2 separate regions of the Homo sapiens genome follow, and region 2 is linked to region 1. The links are chromatin contacts, found by Hi-C or POLR2A ChIA-PET in ENCODE. All regions are on one chromosome and are shown on one strand. The core of a region is the stretch at or near the end of the contact, and the rest is flanking DNA. Distances in the headings are between cores, read along the strand shown. Region 1 holds the start of RFWD3 (ring finger and WD repeat domain 3). Region 2 overlaps PLCG2 (phospholipase C gamma 2).

The links. A loop is a pair of places that touch in the nucleus more often than their neighbours do. ChIA-PET counts read pairs that join two places held with the same protein, here RNA polymerase II (POLR2A). Pooled maps may share reads with other maps.
Region 2: a loop to region 1 is called in a pooled map, with 2.4 times the contacts of the local background. The contact joins the enhancer-like site here to the promoter of RFWD3 in region 1. A Hi-C loop is called at or near these places in 1 of 50 pooled maps. POLR2A ChIA-PET finds 5 or more read pairs at or near these places in 2 of 52 experiments (GM10248 and activated B cell).

What each region holds. Positions count from the first base shown.
Region 1 is chr16:74,664,347-74,668,810 of GRCh38, reverse strand. RFWD3 (ring finger and WD repeat domain 3) reads left to right here and starts at 1,934. Exons shown (of 13, transcript NM_018124.4): 1 at 1,934-2,025. It also overlaps the pseudogene TMPOP2. RefSeq lists a silencer at 2,255-2,404.
Region 2 is chr16:81,820,668-81,825,131 of GRCh38, reverse strand. All of the region lies in intron 2 of PLCG2 (phospholipase C gamma 2), which reads right to left. Among named protein-coding and RNA genes, the nearest start is that of PLCG2, 44 kb to the right of the region's middle. RefSeq lists enhancers at 1,617-1,816, 1,927-2,096, 2,797-2,946, 2,957-3,146, 3,327-3,426. Within about 2 kb of position 1,856, at least 14 of the 41 ENCODE cell types and tissues checked have a DNase peak (open chromatin) inside an H3K27ac peak, as active enhancers do.

The sequences.
Region 1 (4,464 bases), core at 685-3,184:
ATCACATTATTTTTAGTTCTTGGAGTCAAAAAGCGTACACGAATGTTCTTCAACACAGTTACTAAAAATACAAGACCAAGTTGAATGTGCCAAAGAGATACCATTCAGTTGGGTTTTCTAGAGTCATCAGGAAGAATATTAGAGAAGGGATTTACATGGTTGGTTTCCATAGCTTGATAGACCAAACACACACAAAAAAACTGCCACAACAACAAACAGCAAAATTTTTATCCATACAGGAATGGAGCGTCCCTTTTTTTTGTATTTTCTCACTTGACGTCTGCCAAGGGAACATACTTAGGAACATATGTAGATGAAAACGACTCCTCCATCCTCAAATCACTGAGTTCTAATGGCCGGCCTGCAGCTCCTTTGATTGTTCTGCGGCAACTAGCACTAATTCTTGTTGGTGTAGTTGCTTCATAGGGGAACATTTCCTTAAGAATATCCCTTTCTACTCTTCTTTCCTGTGTTTTTTTTCTCCCACTTCAGCTCTTGTCAATGGTTTCTTTGGTGTTCTTCTGGGTATGTCTGAGAATTCAGTGACTGGCAGAATAGGAAATGCATGCTTGAAATTTCCAGTCACCCTATTGACAATTAAGGATTCGTTGTTTGAAGCAATTATAGTTTCAGCTATGGGAGTACTCGCTGAAATTACTGCTCCATCTATACGAAAATATTCTGAAGCGTGCACCCTTTTGCTTGGAGTTCTTCTTGACCCTCTTGTAGATTCCCTAGTTAATAATGCCTGCAGAGGTCCGCCTTTTGAAGATCCACTTGTCCATTCAGTCCCAGTTATTCCAGCTTGAGAATAGCTCTCCTTGTGCTCAACTCTTCTTTGCTTGAGGGTTACTGGAGTCTTTACTCCCCTGTTTAGCGGTTCTCTCTTCTCAAACTTGAGCCCAATTTAGAGTCTTCTTCATTTTCACCATATCTGTCAGAATCATTACTTCCATTCTGCCTTGTATTTTCTGCTGAAGAAGAAATTGTTGCTGAAGGAGACGATCTTGATTCTGTTCCTTGCTCCCTCAGTTTCAAAAGCTATTTCTCATACAGCTTCCTGGTTGTTCCCACAATAGGACCACAATTCACTCCGTATTTCACAAGCTGATCCAAAGGATCTTCATTAGTGAGTTCTGTTACATCTAGATCGTCTTTATCATCTTGTCTGGGTTTATCAGTTTTCTTTGTGGCTTTCCTGCCGGCGGCGGGCTCGGAGCCGAGACGGCTGTGGGCTCGCGCTCCTCGTACGTAGCTGGAGAATTCCGGGGGCCCCTTTCTTTTGGCGCTGGCGGCGAGCGGCGGCCCTAACAAGTGATTTGAGACTGTTCAGTAGCTCAGATCCCTTGCAGCGGTTTGAGATTGAAGAGATTATGTAGGCAAAGTATTTTGCGTGAGCTCTTCAACCCCATGAGAGGATACATATGAACTGGACTGTCCTACGCCTCTTTACAGGCTCCGAAATTCAAAATATTGAAATATTTTGAAATTATTCGATTAGCTGCTATCCTTTGGATACAGATAACTCCTTCACTAAAGCGTTAGGGATAAGCAGCAGGAGTCAGTTTTAATATCATCATCCCCATTCCAAAATGGACCGAGAAATCATATAACTTTCTCCCGCCAGAAAGTTCAAATAAAACGCGCTAAAAAAAAAAAAAAAAACCAAACAAAAAAAAAACAAAAAAACCTCCCATTTTTTCCGGGGCGGGTGCAAGGTGACGGACGTAGATTCCTGCCAATTGTAGGAGGCTTCCTCAAGCGCGGTCCCGCCTCGTCAGGACGAACTACCAGCCAATGAGAGCACCGCTGCTTCAGCTATCGGGGGACCCATTGAAGAAGAAGAGTGGGTATTGGCCACAGCGTAGGGCTTCTGTCCAATAGGAGCATGCCTGCCGGCGGCTCTGGCGGGAGCTTGAGCGGCTCCGGAAGTGGCAGTTGGCGTAGGTGCATTCGGAGTGCGGCCGAGGTAACTACCGAGTCTTCGGCGGGCTCGCGAGCCCGGCCGCGGCCTGCTGGTTTCAGGTGAGGAGGGGTGTTGCTTCTCCTCAGGCCTTGGGCCTCTAGCTTCGGGATAAACCTCCCCACGCCTGATTCCTGGATTGGGATTCAGGAGACACCCCACGAGGTGGGCTGCACGCGGGCTTGGAACCCGGCGGCCTGAGGGGATTCGGGCCCTCGGGGCGGCGCCAGTGGTCGGGGCTAAGGAGCCCGAACCCCCGCGCGTATCTGGGTTGCTGGGCGTGGGGGCTGGGCAGGCGAGAGCTCGGGGCGATCACTGAAGGAGCCGAGTTCGCTGCTGCGGGGCCTGCCCTGGCCGGGGTGGGAGGTCGCCCGGCCCTTCCCCCGAGAGCCTAGCCTCGGGCTCCTCAGCGGCGTTGCCTGCGCCCGCTCTGAGCGCCGATTACTTCATCACTTTAAAGTTGATGGAAGAACTTCATTTTTAATTTCATCACGGAAACTGTGGAGTAAAGACTTGTATTATCCCTGTTTTACAGGAGAACAAGTTGAGCCGAGTTTAGGAAACCCGCCCAAAGTTTCCCCATGTAGTAAAAGAACAGGGATTTAATATCTATGTATCTAATCAATCTATCTATCTATCTATCTATCTATCTATCTATCTATCTAATCTGTCTATCTAATCTATCTATGTCTTTCTTTCCCCATGTAGTAAAAGAACAGGGATTTAATTTCCTTCTTTCCCTCTCTCCCTTCCCCTCCCGTCTCCCTCTCCCTCCTCTTCCCCCTCCGCCTCTCCCTCTCCCTCTCTCTTCCTCCCTTTTTCCTGTTATAAAGAGAAAAAGGTGTTATAAAGAGAAAAGCGGTGGCTCAGGCCTGTAATCCCAGCACTTTGGGAGGCCGAGGCAGTCGGATCACCTGAGGCCAGGAGTTCGAGACCAGCCTGACCAACATGGAGAAACCCCATTTCCCAGCTACTCGGGAGGCTGAGGCAGGAGAATCGCTTGAACCCGGGAGGCCGAGGTTGCAGTGAGCTGAGATCACGCCATTGCACTCCAGCCTGGGCAACAAGAGTGAAACTCCATCTCAAAAAAAGAAAGAAAGAAAGAAAGAAAAGTCTCCCTGTTGCACCCAGGCTGGAAGAGCTCACTGCAGTCTCGAACTCCCGGGCCCCAGGGATCCTCCCACCTCGGCTTCCCGCAATAGCTGGGACCACAGGTGCGCGCCACCACGCCCGGCTCATTGTTTTATTTTTCTTTTTTCTTTCTTTTTTTGAGATAGAGTCTCGCTTTGTTGCCCCTGCTGGAGTGCAGTGGTGCGATCTCGGCTCACTGCAACCTCTGCCTCCCGGGTTCAAGCGATTCTCCTGCCTCAGCCTCCCAAGTAGCTGGGATTACAGGCATGCGCCACCACACCCGGGTAGTTTTTGTATTTTTAGTGGAGACGGGGTTTCACCATATTGGCCATTCTGGGACTCCGACCTCAAGTGGTCTGCCCTCGGCTTCCCAAAGTGCTGGGATTACAGGTGTGAGCCACCGCGCCTGACCTGTTCTATTTTTCTTTTTTGGTAGAGATGGGAATTTCACTGTGTTGCCCAAGCTGGTCTGGAACACCAGAGCGTAAGTGATCCATCCGCCTGGGCATTTCAGTGTCCAGGGATCACAGGCGTGACCCTCTGCACCGGCCAGAGCAAAGATTTGAACACTTCCCCCGCCCACCTCTTCTCAACCTTTAATTGAGGGGCTTTCGTCCTGCCTGTTGTGGCCATTGATTGAAACCTGAGTAACAAAGATGACAAGTCTGAGGTTGACATTTTAAGCACCGCTCACAGCACACATAAAAAACAGCGTTTGTGTGACATCCTCAAGGTTTGGGGTGCCCAGCCCATGGTCTCTCGTTCTAGGCACCTCCGACTGGCCTACAGTGGTTAGGAAGCTTCAGCTCCAGAACTGCACCGTTCCATAGAACTTTGTGCGACGAGAAAAGTGTTCTGTATTTCTGCTGTCCAGTATGGGAGTCACCCGCCCTATGTGTGTTTCTAGCAGTTGAAATGTGACCTGCACGACAAAGGAACTTATTTTATTTCTTTCTTTTTTCTTTTTTTAGACGGAGTCTTACTCTCTCTCCCGGTCTGGAGTGCAGTGGCGTGATCTCGGCTCAATGTAACCTCCACTCTCCGGGTTCAAGGGGTTCTCCTGCCTCAGCCTCCCAAGTAGCTAGGACCACAGGTGCACACCATCACGGCTGGCTAATTTTTTTGTATTTTTTGTAGAGACGGGGTTTTGCCGTGTTGCCCAGGCTGGTCTCCAACTCCTGGTCTCCAGCTACCTGCCTCAGTCTCCCAAAGTGCTGGGATTATAGGCGTGGGCCACAGCTCCTGGCCGAATTTGATTTTTATTTAATTTAAATAACCATATGGGAGTAGACAGTGCGGCCCCCTAGATTCTGCTCTTTTTAGTCCATTTCTCCCCTTTGTCTTCCTGAAGGCTGAGTTGCTTAATGTCT
Region 2 (4,464 bases), core at 607-3,106, 7.2 Mb before region 1:
ATTTCCAAAACGGGTCTCGCTGGGCTAAGACCAAGGAGTCAGCAGGGCTGTGTTCCTTCTGGAGGCTCCAAGGGGGAATCCACCCATTGCCTTTCCCAGCTCTAGAGGCCACCTGCATTTCTTGGCTTGTGGCCCCTTCCTCCACCTTCAAAGCCAGAATCCTGCTCTCTCTCCCTGACTGTGACCTCCTACCTTCCTCTTTTAAAGATCCTTGTAATTACATTGGGCCTACCTGGGTCATGCAGGAGAATCTCCCCATCTCAAGATCTTTCCCTTAATCACACATGCAAAAATCTCCTTTGCCACATAATGTAACATATCCACAGGTTCCAAAGATTAGGACATGGACACCTTTGGGGGTATGTGCAGGGAGTCACCATCCAATGAAAGGTGACATCATGGGGAAGGACAAAAAGGCCAGAGGTCACATGGCAGCTACGAGAGGATCCCAGCCATCCTGGCCTCAGTGTTGCCCTTTAATTATAACCGCTGAATCTGAATGCCCAGTCTCTCCCACACCCCGTTATCTCACCAGTGTGGCACACGAGGAACATGGTGAGAAGGCCTGAGGGAGATCCAAACATGATCCCAACGAAAAGTGCCAGCCACACCTGGCTCCACAAAAGCTGGAGGTGCTTTCCAGCAGTCACAACCCCAGAGGCTGTTTGCTGACAAATCACAAGAAAATAAGTGGCTGGGGCCATGTGCAGTGGCTCACGCTTGTAATCCCAGCACTTTGGGAGGTTGAGGTGGGTGGATTACTTAAGATCAGGAGTTCAAGACCAGCCTGGCCAACGTGGTGAAACCTTGTCTCTACTAAAAATACACAAATTAGCCAGGTGTGGTGACGCATGCCTATAATCCTAGTTACTTGGGAGGCTGAGGGAGGAGAATTGCTTGAAGCCGGGAGGTGGAGGTTGCGGTGAGCTGAGATCACGCCATTGCACTCCAGCCTGGGTGACAAGAGTGAAACTCCATGAAAGAAAGAAAGAGAGAAAGAGAGGGAGGGAGGGAGGGAAGGAGGGAAAGAAAGGAAAGGACAGGACAGGACAGGACAGGACAGGACAGGACAGGACAGGACAGGAAAGGAAAGGAAAGGAAAGGAAAGGAAAGGAAAGGAAAGGAAAAAGAAAAAGAAACAGAAAAAGAAGGAAAAGAAGGAAGGAAGGAAAGGGAAAGGGAAAGGAGGAAGGGAGGAAGGAAGGAAGAAAGGATGGAAGGAAAGGAAGGAAGGGAGGAAAGAAAAGAAGGAAGAAAAAAGAAAAGAAAAGAAGGAAGGAAAAAAAAGAAAAGAAAAGAATTGTCTGGGTGCAGTGGTTCATGCCTGGAATCCCAGCACTTTGGGACACCGAGGTCAGGGGATTGCTTGAGGCCAGGAATTCAAGGCCAGCCTGGGCAACATAGAGAGACCCTGTCTCTACAGGGAAAAAAAAAAAAAATTAGCTGGGCATGGTGGTGCACATCTGTAGTCTCAGCTACTTGAGAGACTGAGGCGGGAAGATCGCTTGAGCCCAGGAGTTTGAGGCTACAGTGAGCTATGATCACACTACTGCCCTCCAGCCTGGGCGACAGAGCCAGATCCTGTCTCTTAAAAGTAAATAAACAAGAAAACAGTCATCTTAAAGCCTTCAACACAAATCCAAGCTAGACAGGAAGGGGCTCACTTCAGAGATCAGACAGTGCAGCCCCTACCCCCACTCAATCTTCACCTGGACTCTCATGGGGCGAGGGGTGGGGAGCAGCATTTCAGGGACTGGCCAGACAGGAAGCCTGGCCTCTGCGAGCAAGCAGCTCACTTCTGCGTTTCTGTCGAGAGAGGAAGCCTCTCTGCTGCAGCTGCCCCGGCCACAGGGGCTCACCAGAGGCCTGACTGCAGAGATCCAGTCTCGAGGTAAAGCCCCGGGGAAGCCAGACCTCCCCTAGGCTGAACTGAAAACAATCCATCCAGATCAGAAGGGAAGAAACATAAAAATGACCATAAGGCGCCATCATCCAAGAGGCCACTTTCCTGTGAAACCACAGCCAACATAGGCCTCGCCTGCTTTATAAGTGCCCTACGGCTGCTGCACCAATTACTGCAAACTCAGTGGCTTAAAGCAACACACATTTATCAGCTTTCAGCTCCTAGGTCAAAACCAGTCTCACTGGGCTAAAACCAAGGTGTCGGCAGCACTGGCTCCTTCTGGAGGCTCCGAGGGAAAACCTGCTTCCTGGCCATTTTCACCTTGCAGTGGCCGCCTGCAATCGTGGCCGTGTGGCCTCTTCCTCTGCCTTTGAAGCACATCATTCCAACCTCTGTTGCCATCATCTTGCCATTGTCTTCTACTCACTCTGATCTCCTGCCTTTTTCTTTTTTTTTTTTTTTTTTTTGAGATGGAGTCTCGCTCTTGTCTCCCAGGCTGGAGTGCAGCGGCATGAACTCGGTTCACTCACTACAACCTTCACCTCCCGGGTTCAAGCGATTCTCCTGCCTCAGCCTTCTGAGTAGCTGGGATTACAGGTACACGCCACCATGCCCAGTTAATTTTTGCACTTTTAGTGGAGACGGGGTTTCGCCATATTGGCCAGGCTGGTCTCGAACTGCTGACCTCAGGTGATCCACCCGCCTCGGCCTCCCAAAGTGCTGGGATTACAGGCATGAGCCACTGCCCCCAGCCCCGCCTTTTTCTTAAAAGGACCCTGTGAACACACTGGATCCACCTGGGTAACCCAGAATACTCTCCCATCTCAACCTTCTTCACTTAATTTCATCTGCAAGGTCCTCTTTACCAAGTAACATGACATACCCACAGGTTCCGGGGAGCAGGACATGGACATCTCTGGGGGCCATCAATCATGCTTACCACCTATGCCGACCCTTCAACACCCTGTCCACTGATCTGCAGAGGAGGAGAGTATTATTTCAAAGACAGTTTTGGAACATCTTCCCAGGAAAGCCAAATCTCAATCCCCCACACCCCACCACAATTGACAAAGCTAAGAGAAATTGATAACAAGCTCTAGGGCAAGCACAGAGGATAAAATTGAAAAAGGAAGAAAAAAAAGACACTCCCTATTTGCAGCATCTCTGCAGCGTAAGGGTGCTTTGCATACACACTGGAGAGTCTAGTCTCATCTTCCCTAGTTAACACAGGAAAAGAGAAGGCTCAGCGAAGTTAAGGAATTTGCCCAAAATCACACAGCCTGCAAATGGTGGATCTGGGATGGAACCCCAGGCCTGTCTGGCTCTCTCTTTGTGCTGCTCTGGAAAAAAAAAAAAACATCTTGGATCTGTCTGAGATTATTTGAGAGGGGAGGGGTCCCCAAAAGTTGTTTGCAGTAAAACCTTTTCTTTTGGGTAGGAAGTTATGCAAAGCATTTGCCACTGCCCCCAGTTGCTTGGCAAGTTAGCGGAGAAAGATCTATTTTGGGGCTCTGCGCTCCACTGATCTGTTCACCACCCGCTGCTTATACATTTTTTTCTACAGAGGCCACTTCCTGAGGCTTAAATGGGTTGGTCAGCCCAGCAAGACCAAGCCTGGCTCAGAGCAGCACACAAGGCAACAAGTAGGGCCAGCACTGAGCAGCCAGGAGCCCCCAGGACCCACCTCAAAAGGAAAACCACCCATCTTAGAAGAGGCAACGGCTGCCTGTCAGCCGATCACCAAGACACACAGCATTCGAGCCCTCGAGGAAGGCAACAGCCACCGAGGCTGCCCAACTACACATGTACATTTGTATTATTTCATTCATTCACTCATATTATTCAAGAGCCCCAAACTGGAAATACCTCCAGTATTCACCACTATGCCTTGGGGTGGTTTGTTACACAGCAAGAGACAACAATCCATTATTATTACTATGATATTTAGCATCTGCTATGTGCCAGGCATTATTCTAATCACTCACATGTTAACTCACTGAATCCCCACAACAATCTGATAAAGCGGGTAATGTGGCCAGGCACGGCGGCTCACGCACGCCTGTAATCCCAGCACTTTGGGAGGCCGAGGCGGGCAGATCATTTGACATCAGGAGTTCTAGACCAGCCTAGCCAACATGATGAGACCCTGTCTCTACTAAAAATACAAAAATTAGCCAGGCATGATGGTGTGCACCTGTAATCCCAGCTACTCAGGAGGCTGAGGTGGGCGGATCATTTGACGTCAGGAGTTCTAGACCAGCCTAGCCAACATGATGAGGCCCCCATCTCTACTAAAAACACAAAAATTAGCCAGGCATGATGGTGTGCACCTGTAATCCCACCTACTCAGGAGGCTGAGGTGGGCGGATCATTTGACGTCAGGAGTTCTAGACTAGCCTAGCCAACATGATGAGACCCTGCCTCTACTAAAAATACAAAAATTAGCCAGGCATGATGGTGTGCACCTGTAATCCCAGCTACTCAGGAGGCTGAGGTGGGAGGATTGCTTGAACCTGGGAGGCGGAAGCTGCAGTGGGCCAAGATTGCGCCACTGCACTCCA